2 separate regions of the Mus musculus genome follow, and region 1 is linked to region 2. A link is a loop called in an ENCODE intact Hi-C map of the cell type or tissue named here. Cell type or tissue: heart. All regions are shown on one strand.

The links. Hi-C counts contacts between places; a loop is a spot of excess contacts. Peaks named below come from ENCODE experiments on the same cell type or tissue, not always from the same donor. Only the 100,000 strongest peaks of a DNase experiment are listed, where the experiment ranks them.
Region 1: a loop joins it to region 2, with 2.0 times the contacts of the local background. A loop is called at or near these places in 6 of 42 quality-filtered maps.

Annotation. Positions count from the first base shown.
Region 1 is chr8:47,216,812-47,219,311 of GRCm38, forward strand. The region is part of intron 1 of Stox2 (storkhead box 2); the gene reads right to left. Among named protein-coding and RNA genes, the nearest start is that of Gm51570, 2.9 kb to the right of the region's middle. In heart, no CTCF peak of the experiment used is centred here; a DNase peak (open chromatin) is centred at 1,480; H3K27ac peaks cover 1,351 bases.
Region 2 is chr8:47,351,356-47,353,855 of GRCm38, forward strand. It overlaps a transcript of Stox2 not described here. Among named protein-coding and RNA genes, the nearest start is that of Gm39171, 29 kb to the left of the region's middle. In heart, no CTCF peak of the experiment used is centred here; a DNase peak (open chromatin) is centred at 1,206; H3K4me3 peaks cover 692 bases; H3K27ac peaks cover 528 bases; H3K27me3 peaks cover 310 bases.

The DNA of each region.
Region 1 (2,500 bases), 130 kb before region 2:
ATTACTAAACAACAATACCGACAGTACATTGAGGGAGGTGGTAAAATCATGTTTTTAGATATGCCGTTTTCATGTTGAATGCAACCTTGGCAAGAATTTTGACCATTTTATTATCATTAAAAAAAGATTTTATGTTATGGATGTCATATTATGGATTTATAAAGAAAAAAGAAAAGAAAAAGAGCTCTGTCATAATCAAAAATCCCAAACCAGACCCTAGTGAAACACACCTTTTCTTAGTTCACAGAAACTAAGTGCCTCAATGTGCTATTCTTCTTAGAGAGTCTCTTACTCTGAGTGTGTAAATCAGACACCTTCAACTGCGAGTGTGACACATAGGTTCCCAGGTCAAATTACACACATTTCATGGACTGTGTATTAATTGAAGACAAAAAAAAAAAAAAAACAAGGAATATTTTTTGTTCTCTTGGAGAGGTGAAAGAGACATGCAGACGATGGAAATGATACACTCTGATTATGTCCTGACCTTGGCTCTACATCCCCTGATGGCTCGCCCCAATGAAGCAATGGTTGATGTGGTCACGTGCAATGGGCAGCCTCTACCGGAGAGTTTAGACTGCCCTCAATACAGGCCGGGAGCATGCTAACAACAAGACCACACGTCAGGGGTCTGTTTGCCCTGGTCACAGGTAGCATTGACATTCTTAACATATATATTTTTTTCATATAACAATTTTTTGAAATAAAAGCAGGGGAAACCTACCTGACCCTTTCTGGACTGGCTCCATTCCCCAGGTAGCTTTGAGGCTAAAGCCTGGTGCATGCTAGGGGAATGCATCCAAGCACAAGAAGGAGCCAGTAACAGAAATGGGTGTCCTAGAATCTGTAATAAGAAGAAAGAGTAAGTTCAAGCAATAGTATCCTAAGTGAGCATTTCAGGTAAGTTACTGCAGGCCTGTAGACTACAATGACAATCTGGGAGTTTCCCTTGTAAAGTATATTCTCTCTCTCTCTCTCTCTCTCTATATATATATATATATATATATATATGTGTGTGTGTGTGTGTGTGTGTGTGTGTGTGTGTGTGTGTGTGTCTTCTTTAGCCTTGTATACACACACACACACACACACACACACACACATATATATATACTAAGGGATGTCCTTACAAATCAGGGTTTGTGACATTGACACAAGTTCCATCCAAAGCACCTTAAAAGGGCTCTATGAATGTACTTTGCTAGTGATGATTTTACAGATGGGGCTGGGGATCGGGGAGTCGTCTTCACCATCCTTTTATCCTGTTTGCACGAAACAGCTGGATCCTGATCGTGCCTAGCCCATAGATCACAGCACTGAGCCGACATCCCACTGCAGTGTCTCGGGAATCTGCAGTGTCACCCCCCCCCATTCTTCTCTGCAAAGTGAAGTCACAGGGACCAATCAGCCAACCTGACTTCTCACTCCCCTGCCCAGAATCCTTTGTGAGATGGAATGAGTCATAGCTCCGAGAAAAGCCACAGCCTGCATGTGTCTGTCAGCTCCTTTGTCTGTGCAGTGAGGAGACTTGCAGGGTAGGACAGACCCCAGGTATCTCTAAGGGACCCAGGCACCATCTCATGCGTTAGTCCCCTTACATACATATATATTTTTAAATCACCGAAGAGTAAAAAGGGGACATATCTCCAAAATGCTTGAAGAAAGAATACACTGCTAAATTTGATCTGGCATCGCACACACAACACACTACAATCACATTTTCCTTCTTTGAGGGTTTTTTTTTTTGTTTTTTTTTTTTTAAGGCTGGGTTCTTAATTGTCACGGCGGACGAACAAATCTCCCACCTGTGTGTGATGGGCAGCTCTATAGCACACAGGATCAAAGTTTAGCTGCAGTGAGCTGTTTATCACGGGTCCCAGTTGCCCTGCAAGTCTTTGCAAGCCCAGTGCTCTTCACCCATCATGCTGGCAGCCCTGGAGGCAGAACAGCTCAGCCACTGTCGTAAGGGCAGTGTGGGGAATGAGGTCACTATGTCAAGAACTGGCTGACAGGCTCTCCAGAGCTGACGGCACAACTGGTGGGAGTCACAGGATTGGTGGCTTTATGTCTATGCTTTGTCTGCTTTCTGAAACTTAAACCAAACAAACAAACAAATTCTATGTCTAAGATCAGTAAGGGAAGGGGAAAAAAAAAACCAAACCAGTTACGTATCTATGCAAAAATGTTTTGCTCATTGCGCCATCTGTACCAGGCTCATTATTAGCCCACACTGAACACATCCTACATTTATGTGTATATGTGTTGTATACCAACGTATACAAGCACACACACACACACACACACACACACACACACACACTCAGAAAACATTCAGCTTTGTATTGACAGATGAACCACCACAACATCCTCAGAAAGAAAAGAAAGGAAAGATTGGCAGAAGACAGAAGACAGGAATGCTAGCCATCACACAAAGCTGGGAGAAAGAAAATAAGGGTGACACGATTCTACCGTATTTAAATAGCATCACCTAGTGGTCCCA
Region 2 (2,500 bases):
AAGTCCTTTCCCTTGTCCCACCCCAACCCCAAACTGCTGCTGCCAGAAATCTAGTTTTTCCAGGGTGAATTTATAAATTCAGATCTAATATCTCTGAACAAATATAAGCCATGACAAACACAGGCAGGCAATCTAAAAGTCTTGTGTTTTATATGTCATCTTTAATCTATAGGATTTGACCACACAAAAACTAAGAATTGGTCCCATGTTACATTGACAATCAAACATAGGATAAGAAAAAAAAAAGCACCTAATTACATTGTCACTGGGCTCATCAAAAGAACTTTCTCTTGAATACTTGGACATGCTAAGTGACATACTAGTTATTCACCAAGTCATTGTTACAAATAACCCATGTCACAGTGACCTTTCCAAACATTTTCCCCAACAAGCACAAAAAACACACCACAAAATGAAACTGGAGAGCAACTTCCAAATAATTTTACATGCACTGGGAATCGTGAACGTGGAACAGCCCAGTGTGTAAAAGTTTATACGCAATGATACACTCCACATGAGACACAGAAATAATACTTCCTGATCTTCCAGATTTGAGACAAATATAACCTCAGTGCCACTGTCACCAGCAAGAAAAGAGTTGGGGGTTTGTAAAGTATTGTATTTAAAACGAGTCTCCTCTGTCTGGCAGTTCACCCTAGAGTTCCATATACTCACTGTGCAGTCTCCGTCCAGGGCCTCTGGTTTTTTCGAGCAGTCTGGATAATGTACAGATGGAAGTAATCTAGGGCTTACTCCGAATCCTGAGGATGGCTGCTTTTACTGCCCTGATTTCCTTCGGTGCCAAAGACGTCGTTGCAGTCCAGAGTTACCACACGTTGATTGCGACTGCTGTCAACATTTTATTACTCTGCTTTTCGGGTCTTCTGATAGCTAATTGGAACATTCTAGATAGCTGGGCTCGGTATAGGTTTCAATCCTGTTTCTTTCTACCCCCCTCTCCCAGGAAAGGTTCCGGCTTTCCTTACACAGCCCAGAGATTTAAAGTTGTTCTTTTTCCAGAGTGCATGCAAATAAATCCTGAAGTAATTGGTTTCTACCTTCAGACAGCTTTCCCTCCCAGTCGCTTGGGCAGTGTTGCTTTTCCCACACACTCCCGGAGTGGTGAGCGGCTTGTCTGGACAAGTACGATAACGCTTGGCCAGGAGATGAAAAACCCACACTGAAGTCATTAAGGACCTGTATGACTGGGCCCTGGATCCACTTGGCACAGTTCCCAGGCCCCGTCACCCCAGCCTGGAAAGCGGAACCATGAAGACCAGTTCATCGGGCCTTTCCAGGACCTTGAACCACCTGTGTTTTACAGAACAAAACAGTACTTCAACTCGGTTACCAGACCAAAAGGAAATGCCTCGTTTTCCTCTCTCACCATCGACCCCTACCAAGAATCACTAAGGAGGGAAGGACCAGGGTGATTGATCTGAAATTGTGGTTTTTCCCAGAACTATTCCAGTATAGTTAGCATTGTCGCTGCCTCTCAATAGTTCTCTGGCTTCACCAGTAAACTACTTAATTACCTATCTAGAGCTTTGACCTAAGCTCTGGAAAGCTCTTTGTACTATATGTGTGTATTTGAAAGAACTGTTTGACACCTAAACCCTAAGTCACAGGTTCAAATCATGACAGAGCAGAAGTCTGGGCTTTCCCCTGCTTGTTGCCTACACAATTTATAAGTCCATTAAAGTTCTATAGACTTTGAATTAATTTGCTTTTCCTTATTAGCATAGGTCATAAACCATCTATATCTGAATTCAAGAAACAAAGAAGCCATCATAGCTTAAAGAAATATTCTAGCCAAGACACAGGGAAGGGTGGCTGCATTATCTGATAGGGATAGTTCTCCTGTTAAATTTTCCTTATGATTCAAGAACAAAGGTGCAGCCATATTCATCTTTTAACCTTTTATTAAGGAAATTTCACTAAAGAACACTGTGGGGCGGGCTGGGCTGCAGCTCAGAGGCAGAGCCTTGCCTAGCATATGTGAGTCTTTAGGCTCCATCGCTGGCACTGAGGAAAGCCTGTGTGTGTGTGTGTGTGTGTGTGTGTGTGTGTGTGGTAAGCATAAATGTTTTCCTTGGAAATGAAGAAGGTAGAAAAATTATTTCAGGAATATTAAGAAAATGCATGTGTTTGGCAGAAACTATGGGAAACCCACCAAAAACATGAGAGAGTTGGAAAAATTACTCATGGGCACATAGGATGCATTGGAAGAAGGCAGTATCCTCAGGGGCAGAGCTTCTGCATCATGGAGCACAGACAGACAGACAGACAGACAGACAGAAGCACTATGCACAGAGAAGCCTCCTGAGAGCCACTCTGCCACTTACACTGTCCCCAGGCCAGTGTTCTGGTCTCTCTAGCCATGCCCCATCTCCTGGGACCAGTCACTAGCAGCCCCTCCTCGATATCTTTCTTGCACCCATCTCACATCAAGACGTTAGCTTCAAAACTCCCTGCTGCTTTAATAGGCCTTGTCTTTCTG